Regions from separate parts of the Homo sapiens genome. Here region 1 is linked to region 2. The links are chromatin contacts, found by Hi-C in ENCODE. All regions are on one chromosome and are shown on one strand. Each heading gives the region's core, a stretch centred on a gene start or an enhancer-like site at or near the end of the contact. The rest is flanking DNA. Distances are from core to core; before and after follow the strand shown.

Region 1 (4,592 bases), core at 927-3,426, 770 kb before region 2:
AGACAAAATTGACTTGTGTCTGTGAGTGTGTTCTGGGAAGAGAGAAGAGTTAAACATAAGGCAATCCATCAGATAATCCTCAATCAGCCTACACAGTTGGTACAGCGAGCTCTGGGCTAGAAGATCCAGGCTGAGGAGGAGGATGGAGAAAGATTGAGATGTAGAGCCTCTGGGTTGAGAGGGACCTCTGAAATGAACTCATCTAGACTGCTGCCATGGAGATGGTGCTCTACAGTAGCCCTGTCAATCGCTGGCTGGCTTCTGCCTAGGTAAGTCTGCCTTGAATTCATGGTGGTATGTTATGTTACAGTGGTATCCATCTTGGTACTTTTGTCCTCTGCAATGGTGAGTGGTGGGGAGTTTGGGAAATACTACCTCTTCTAAGAGGTTTGTGTAAACCTTAATGGTGTCCTGGTACCACCCTGTGAATCCTTCTTTGTAACTAATGTTTTCCACCCCAGAGCCTCCACATTCATGAGGGATGCCAAAAATCGAAGAAGTTCTTCGTAGATGTACAGCCCAGCACATTCACAACTGAGCATTGTTGCCTGACAATTCATTTATTCAACAATGAATGTTTGAGTGCCATGCATGGTTTTGGGTATCCACTTGTGAGCAAGATGACCTAGGTCCCTGCTCTCACTTGGTGGAGGGGTAGGGAAAGCAGGTAGGTACGGAGAAGGAAAGAAGATAGAACTCTATGCCCTGCAAGCTACTGCTAGAAAACTAACACTTCTGTCTTCCCTCGGGACTCTCCTAGGCCCTTTCACCACTTCTCACCTCTCACCCACATTCTGCACTCCCAGCTAAAGCAGCCAAAGGACTATTTGATTTGGCAGAGCTTTCAGGCACAAAGCCCTATGTTCCCTCTGGCCCAAAGCCACTACTCTGAAGGCTGAAAACTGCCCTTTGGCTCAGGTTGCTGTCCAGTCACAGCCTCACAGATAATTTGTGCTGAACCTTGAGGTGAGGGCAGAGGCCACTTCTTTAAATACTTTGTCTTCTCTACTGCCTTACATTTGAAAAGCACAGGTTGGATCAATAAGTATTAAACGTATAGCGTATTACTCCTTTGAAGCCTCCCTGCTTGACTCCTCCCTTTCCTGCCTTCTCATTCCCTACTTTATTGCATCACAGATACGTAATTTATTACCAAGGATCTTTCATAATTCCCCACCCCTGCCTCTTTCTTCTCTTGCCCACACTGTGTGACTTAACAGAGTCAACAATACATATAATTCCACCAGCAACAAAGAAAATAAGTTTTGTTTTCCTATTGTCTGTTTTCATGAAGAGGCCCTTCTTAGTTAATCTGAAAGCTATGGCTTATACCATAGTCCTCCATCATATCTAAAGCCAGGAACTAGAACTTGGGCTTGTGCTTGAGTCCTGGGTAAAGAAGGGTTGAGTGGTGCTAATTCTTGGCTGTCTGGGTGCTCTTGATTAGTGATAGAATCCTAGTCAACACTGTCGCTTATCCAGACCCAGGAGAATAAAAATCTACTTGGCTCTCCTACTCTTCATTCTGGTAGCATCTTAGGCCAGGTAAAGTTCAATAAATTTTTTTGAATTCTAAGAAGTGGGAATTCCTCCCTCAACTCAAAGGCTATATTGTCAAAAACTCAACTCCCGGCTCTGTCGCTTCTTCACTGAGGGCAATTTATCTCCATAATCAAAGATGAATACATTCAGATGAACTCTTCTGTGTGGGTTTAAATTTTACTGTTCAGCATTCAGTCTTGCTAGTAAATAAGAAAAGATGAGAGAAATGGATTGAAAACTCCCACAAGACCCTCTATGGAAAAGGAGCCAAAAGATTGCAGAGGTATATAGAACTTTAGAGCTTTTGAGTTTAATGATGTCTATCCCTATACCTTCTTTCTGGAAAGCAGATTTTTGTGAATTGAGGGCAGGAACATTACAGAACTGATGCTTCATGGCTCTGGAATACTAAGTCCTCTGAGCCTGGATCTCCTTCAGCTCTGCCACCTACCTCCTTGTTTGCTAAATGTCCTTAGAGAAGTTAGGATATGCCTGGGGAACCCTGGGTCATATAACCATGACAACTGGCTGACCCTGTTGTCTCTCCCTCTCTGCCCTCCTCTAGCTGGGAGGTGGAAGCAGCATTGCCCAAGCCTCCCAGGAGTGACAGGAATTGTTTCTGCCTGAGGAGACACTCTGCAGCCTGGGCTCTGTGAGACTGAGGTGGCGGTCAGCCGGAGTGAGTGTTGGGGTCCTGGGGCACCTGCCTTACATGGCTTGTTTATGAACATTAAAGGGAAGAAGTTGAAGGTAAGGGCCTCTTGGGGATTTTGCTGGGGATGAAAAACTCTGCAGGGAAACTACTGAGGGAGAGATTCTGGTATAGATACCAGAATCTAGAAATAGAGGAATTGGATAGGCACAGTGGATCATGCCTTTAATCCCAGCACTGCAGGTGGCCAAGGCAGGTGGATCACTTGAGCCCAGGAGTTCAAGAACAACCTGGGCAACACAGTGGGATCCTGTCTCTATAAAAAAAGAGAAAAAATTAGCCCTGCATTGTGGTGCATGCCTGTAGTCCCAGCTACATGAGAGGCTGAGGTGGGAGGGTACCTTGATCCCAGGAGGTCAAGGCTGCATTGAGCCATGATCGTGCCACCACATTCCATCCTGGGCAACAGATTGAGACCCTGTCTCAAAAAACAGATAGGGAGAGGGGGAGAGGGACAGACAGAGAGAAAGAGAGAAATAGAGGAATTAACCCAGAGCCTTTTCAAAGATGAAACCTTTAACTTGTTTATTTATTTTTTTAGAGATGGGCATCTCACTGTATTGCCGAGGCTGATCTCAAACTCCTGGGCTCAAGCAATTCTCCCATGTCAGCCTCAGTAGCTGGGATTACAGGTGCTTGCCAGTGCACCCAGCTTGAAACTTCTTGTTTTAGTCTCTTTTGGACCCTCATTTAAGAGCCTTAAGATTTTATCTAAAACTTTTTATCTCTTATGGCTACCTGCATTTTTTATTTCCTAACCTGAACTCCTTTTTTTTTTTGAGACAGAGTCTCCCTCTGTCACCCAGGCTGGAGTGCAGTGGCAGGATCTCAGCTCACTGCAACCTCCACCTCTCAGGCTCAAGCGATCCTCCTGCCTCAGCCTCCCAAGTAGCTGGGATTACAGCTGCCCACCACCACGTCTGGCTAATTTTTGTATTTTTAGCAGAGACGGAGTTTCACCATGTTGCCCAGGCTGGTCTTGAACTCCTGAACTCAGGTGATCTGCCTGCCTTGGACTCCCAAAGTGCCGGGATTACAGGCCTGAGCCACCGCGCCTGGCCTCTTAACCTGAACTCTTATAGGAAACATTATTCTTGGCCGGGCATGGTGGCTCTTGCCTGTAATCACAGCACTTTGGGAGGCCAAGGTGGGCAGATCACTTGAGGCCAGGAGTTCGAGACCAGCCTGGCCAACATGATGAAACCCCATCTCTACTAAAAATACAAAAATTAGCCAGTGTGGTGGTTCATGCCTGTAATCCCAGCACTTTGGGAGGTCTAGGCAGGTGGATCACTTGAGGTCAGGAGTTCGACACCAGCCTAGCCAACATGGTGAAACCCCATCTCTACTAAACAGAAAAAAAAAAAAAAACTAGCCGGGCGTGGTGGTGGGCGCCTGTAATCCCAGCTACTTGGGAGGCTGAGGCAGGAGAATCCCTTGAACCCGGGAGGCGGAGGTTGTAGTGAGCCGAGATTGTGCAACTACACTCCAGCCTGGGCAACAGAGCAAGAATCCATCTCAAAAAAAAAAAAAAAGAAAGAAAGAAAAGAAAAAGAAAGAAACATCAGTCTTGACAAGTAAGCTATGGAGCAACTCATTGCTATGGGACCCTAAGGAGTGGGGCTATTGTGTGTGATATTCACCCTCCAACCTAATGCCTTCTGTTCAGGGCAAATGGGCCCCCAGGCAGCCTGGGCCTAGTTGGTGGCCATGAGAGGTAGGGAAGTGACCCAGTGGAGCTCAAGCCTGAGGGCTTCTGATGGGACCTGGGACTCTGTTTTGCAGCTTGAGGAGCGAGGATGGCAGTCAACAAAGGCCTCACCTTGCTGGATGGAGACCTCCCTGTAAGTAACTTGGGCTCATCTGTGACAGGGGATGGACAACTGAGGGAGGAGGAAGAAGCAGGGAGGGGAGATGCAGGGGACTTAGAGCAAGATATTCCCAGATTATAATCCTAGTTCATTGACTACCATGGCTTAGTTATTCTTGCCCTCACCACCTTTTGTAGGGGGCAGTTGGAGGATCTGGGAGGGGAAAAAAAGATGCCTATTAAAAATTAAGCACCTTGAAAAAAAGGGACAGAAATCCTGGCTTAGGGACGGGGGGAGTGGAGAGGAAGGAAACTACTGTTTAAACCCTGACGCAGAAGCCCATGCTCTGTCCACCACCCAGCTGGATGTGCATTCAGTGCAGAGCCACTGTATTCTGTGTCTCCAGCATCATTCATAACGGCAAATGTCACCTGTCGGAGTTAGACGGTGCACAGCCTGTGCTGCTGTGTGGGGGGAAGGGTGGGATATTCCATGTGTCTGGTGTTCTATCTCTGACCTGGTTTTCA
Region 2 (4,811 bases), core at 257-2,756:
TGTTATTATTTTTTGAGACAGTCTCGCTCTGTTGCCCAGGCTGGAGTGCAGTGGTGCAATCGTGGCTCACTGCAGCCTCGACCTCTTGGGATCAAGCGATCTTCCCACCTCAGCCTCCTGAGTAGCTGGGACTACAGGCATGCGCCTGGAATATTTTTGTATTTCTTTTTTTGTAGAAACAGGGTTTTGCCATGTTGCCCAGGAAGGTCTCGAACTCTTGAGCTTAAGTGATATGCCTACCTCGGCCTCCCCAAGAGCTGGCATTACAGGCTTGAGTCACCACTCCCAGCCTGAAGCATTATTATTATTATTATTATTATTATTATTATTATTATTATTAGAGACAGAGTCTCACTGTGTCACCCAGGCTGGAGTGCAGTGGCATGATCTCGGCTCACTGGGACCTCTGCCGCCTGGGTTCAAGCGATTCTCCTGCCTCAGCCTCCCGAGTAGCTGGGATTACAGGCACCTGCCACTGCGCCCGGCTAATTTTTGTATTTTTAGTAGAGACGGGGTTTCACCATCTTGGCCAGGCTGGTCTTGAACTCCGACCTCAGGTGTTCCACGTGCCTCGGCCTCCCAAAGTGCTGGGATTACAGGTGTGAGCCACCGCACCCAGCCAAAACACTATTATTAAAATCACTTATTTGTAAACAGGTAATATTTGCACATGATAAGTACAAATCATTTAGTAAAAAGTCAACGGTGACAGGCTTGCTTTGTTTTATTCCCTTTCGGCAAACAGGTGCCCATTTCCTCGCATTTTGTCTATGGTGCCTTTCTTGCAACAAAGGCAGAGATGAATAGCTGCTACAGAGACTCAGGGCCTACATATCAGAGAACATTTTCTATTAGGCCCTTTACAGAAACCTTCGCTGATTTTTTTTTTTTAGTATTTTACCATTTCAGACAATGTTGCTATGCTATCTTTGTATATCTGTCATTTTGCACATGGGAGTTTCTGTAGAATGAATCTCTCTATGTGGAAATGCTAGGTCTTAAGGTGTCAGCATTTGTCGTTTTGATAGGTGTTACCAAATAGCCCTCTAGGGAAGTTGAACTAATTTATACTGTCTTCAGCGAAGCATGCTTGGACCTGTTCCCCACAGCCTCCACTAACCTTGTTAACATCTTGATACTTGCCGATCCGAGAAGGGAAACACGATGCTCATTGTAGTTTTAATTTGCATCTATCTGATTATGAATAAAGAGTTAGCATCTTTTCAAGTCTAAAAATCTTAAAAACAAAACTCCTGAACTTTTCCCGCCCAACAGACTCAAGACTCGTGACCCGGCCGTTGGCACGACGCGGGACGCCGGTGTGGCAGTGGCGGAAGAGGCAGATATCGCGGACCACCCCCGCGCCCCCCAATTCCTTTCAACCAATTCCCTCCCAGCCGCGGAGCCCCGCCCCCAGTCCGCCTCTGGCCAGCTTGGGCGGAGCGCACGGCCAGTGGGAGGTGCTGAGCCGCCTGATTTATTCCGGTCCCAGAGGAGAAGGCGCCAGAACCCCGCGGGGTCTGAGCAGCCCAGCGTGCCCATTCCAGCGCCCGCGTCCCCGCAGCATGCCGCGCCCCCGCCTGCTGGCCGCGCTGTGCGGCGCGCTGCTCTGCGCCCCCAGCCTCCTCGTCGCCCTGGGTGAGTGGATCGCGCCGCCCTCTGCCCCTCGCCCCTCCTCCCCGCGCCGCTCGGAAGTTTGCCCGGCGCCCGCCCTCCACCTCCACTGTTGACAAACTTAGACAAAGCCCCGGGGACCGGGCTGGGCAGAGGGGCGGCTTCTTCCGCTGCGCCCTGGCGGGACAGGGGGATGCGGCCCTGCTGTCTCTGCGCTGGGGCTTTTGGGCTGGGACTCGGGACATCGGGTGACAGCCCTGCCGCCCCCAGGGATGCGGCTTACAGATAATGACAAAGGAATCCGCTGTGTCGGGCCTCTCTTTTCCCTGGTGAAAAATGAGGCCAGGGAACTGCGTTTGACTTTCGAACCCCTTCCACCTGGGAGATTCTAGGACTCTAGTATGGATAAGTCTTGTCTGGATAACTTTGTCCTGGCCATCTCCCTGCCAACTCCAGTTGGCTGGACAGTTCATTGGATTTTTGCGCTCCCAATTGTCCGTGCCTGGTCACATAAGGGAAGGGCCGGGGAGTCGGTGCAATGGACGCAGGCCGTAAGTGGGGCCCGGGAGGGGACCCAGAGGCTTCGAGGAGCTTGGAAGAGGGCTGCCTGCTGATGGGAGTCTCCTGACTCCCTCCCTCCCGCGGCCTTGGCCGGCTGCTGTATCTTCCCCGGTCCTCCTCCGCCTCCCAGGAGGCCTCCGGAGGCCAGCTGGGCCCCTTGCAGGCTGGACTTGCGGATGCCCCGTGCCATTCACCGTGGAGCGCTGGGAGGGAGTCAGGGCCAGGACTCTTTAGGTGGCCCCTCCATCATTTTCTCATAGAAATGGGATTGACTGAAGCAAGGTAGGTAACAGCTGAGCCCCAGCCCTATGTCCTGTGATCTGCCTGACCCTCGGGGCTAGAGCTTCCAGAGTGCTCCAAGCTCCCAGGAACTTGGGAGCTCCTGGCCCTCCCCGGCCACCATGAAAGACAGCTGGATCTTCTTAGCCCCTTTCTACTCTTCCCTGTACCCCCCAACCTGAACTCTGGCCAAATGTTACTGGAAAGTCCCCGAAAGAGCAGGACTCTGAAGTCCCAAAGATGTTTTTATACAGGGTGATGTGGCCTTTTCCAGAAGGAGGAAACACCATACCTATCTTACACACAGGTAACGTGGCTGGGTAGAGTACACCTTTCCCTTTCCCTTTTTCCCACTGGACCGTTTTGCCCTGGAGCAGTGTAGGGAGAGGGCCGGTGCAGTTGGGAGGGAAGAGTCCATTCCCAACCCAAGCCTCTGTCTGTGTCAATGCTCGCCCCCGCCTGCCAGGTCAGAGGAAGGATTACCTGCTATTTAAAGCCAATGACTAATAGCTCCTTGGGAGCCACTTTAAGCTCCTGAGGCCCCTGGAGGGGGAGCTCTGAGGGCAGATCGCTCATTAATGGTGTTGTTGCCTTCCCTGGAGTGGGATGAAGGGGCTTTGAGATTTCAGGAGGACTCTCCAGCCTTAGATGGGTGACTCTGAGGGGGAGGCAAAAAGGTTTTTTTTTTTTTCTTTTTTCTTTTTGAGATGGAATCTTGCTGTGTCGCCCAGGCTGGAGTGCAGTGGCGCGGTCTTGGCTCACTACAAGCTTCGCCCGCTGGGTTCATGCCATTCTCTTTCCTCAGCCTCCCAAGTAGCTGGGACTACAGGCACCTGCCACCACGCCCGGCCCGGCTAATTTTTTGTATTTTTAGTAGAGACGGGGTTTCACCGTGTTAGCCAGGATGATCTGGATCTCCTGACCTCATGATCCTCCCACCTCGGCCTCCCAAAGTGCTGGGATTACAGGTGTGAGCCACCATGCCCGGCCAAGGCAAAAAGATGTCTCATGTCTTGCTCCAAATGACAGATTTGGGTGTAGGGTCTGGGGCAGCCCTTCTGGGATGCTAATGTCGGCTAGAGGACTCCTGTTGGGCCCGGCCGACCCACCAGAGTCAAGGGATTGAGGACAGGCCCTCCTGTTCCTTCTCCTGTGTTCTCCACCACCGGGGCTGATAGTGTACATCTGTCATCCAGGTTCCCATCCAGAAGCCCTGGTGGCCTCTCCAGCCCTTGCCCCCTGGTGGTTCTGAAATCACCCTTCCTTTTCACTCCTCTGCCCTGACTTCCTCTCTCACCATGCTCTCCTGCTCTCCACCTTCACCCTCTTCAGTGGGATTTCTGCATTTCAGCCAGAGGGACCTGTCTGCAGCTACCAGATGCTCCCCACCCTGGGAGAGCTCAGCGGCATGTCTGCACATGGGCCTTTTCAGCCTTCTTCATCCCGCAATTGGAACTGACTTTCCCACTCCCATCTCACACTTGAGAATCTCTGTTTCTTGTTTCTTGTTTTTTATTTTATTTTTATTTTTTCTCCCCCCTGGTGGACAATGGTGAGGAGGGTGAAGGAAGGTTAAAAGCCACTGCTCTACGGGATGAAAAACTAAACTTGTCATTCTTCAGATCCCTCCCAGTCTGGCCCCAGCCTACCCTTCCAGCTGCATCTAACTGTGCTCCAACATACCACACCCTCTGTGCATCTGCTTTTCTTGGAACATTCTTTACTCATTGCCCAGTCTGGCACCCCCCTTACTTTGTCTTCTAGACCCAGCTCAAATATTCCCTCCTCTGGGGAACTTCTAATTCCCCAGCAGAAATCATGCCTCCAGTGACGGTCCATGCAGGCTTCTGGAGCGTTGGGCAATCTTCCTCATCTGTGGACTTGCTGGCCTCTTTCCCCTTGGCTTCTTGAGGCCTGCGCTGCATCTGATTTCTCTGTCTCGGGGGCCTAGCATGGTCATTGGCCCTCCCAGTGTTTCCTGGATGATCATCGTGCTGTTCCTGAGTCAGGGCTGCCATTGGAGGTGACATCTGTGACTGCAACCTGTGCCTGAATTGGTGGGCGGAACCTGCTCAATGGGCCAGAACAATGCTTCCTTCCACTGCCCCTGCCTGAAAGTCCTCATGGGCCTCCTTTGCAATCAAACTGCTGCCAAGAGACCTGCCCTGGACCTTGCCTGCCTCTCCAGACCCCAGCTGCCAGCTCTTCCACCAGTGGGCAGTGGTCCCCAGCACCACTGCCATTGTCAGCCAGCACTTTTCTGGACACTCCCAGGCCACTTGGAAAGCTGGGCGCTTCCCTTATGTGGGCCGATTCGCCTACACATGGACTTCCTTGGCTCTAGGCGGACTCAGGCT

Evidence for each region. A loop is a pair of places that touch in the nucleus more often than their neighbours do.
Region 1: a loop to region 2 is called in a map of gastrocnemius medialis, with 4 times the contacts of the local background. The contact joins the promoter of PLIN1 here to the promoter of MFGE8 in region 2. A Hi-C loop is called at or near these places in 1 of 168 maps with a recorded cell type or tissue (gastrocnemius medialis).

The regions. Positions count from the first base shown.
Region 1 is chr15:89,676,951-89,681,542 of GRCh38, reverse strand. PLIN1 (perilipin 1) reads left to right here and starts at 2,176. Exons shown (of 9, transcript NM_002666.5): 1 at 2,176-2,292; 2 at 4,040-4,098. The coding sequence starts at 4,054. PEX11A (peroxisomal biogenesis factor 11 alpha) reads left to right here. Exons shown (of 3, transcript NM_003847.3): 3 at 1-8.
Region 2 is chr15:88,910,074-88,914,884 of GRCh38, reverse strand. MFGE8 (milk fat globule EGF and factor V/VIII domain containing) reads left to right here and starts at 1,506. Exons shown (of 8, transcript NM_005928.4): 1 at 1,506-1,638. The coding sequence starts at 1,566. RefSeq lists an enhancer at 1,765-2,296.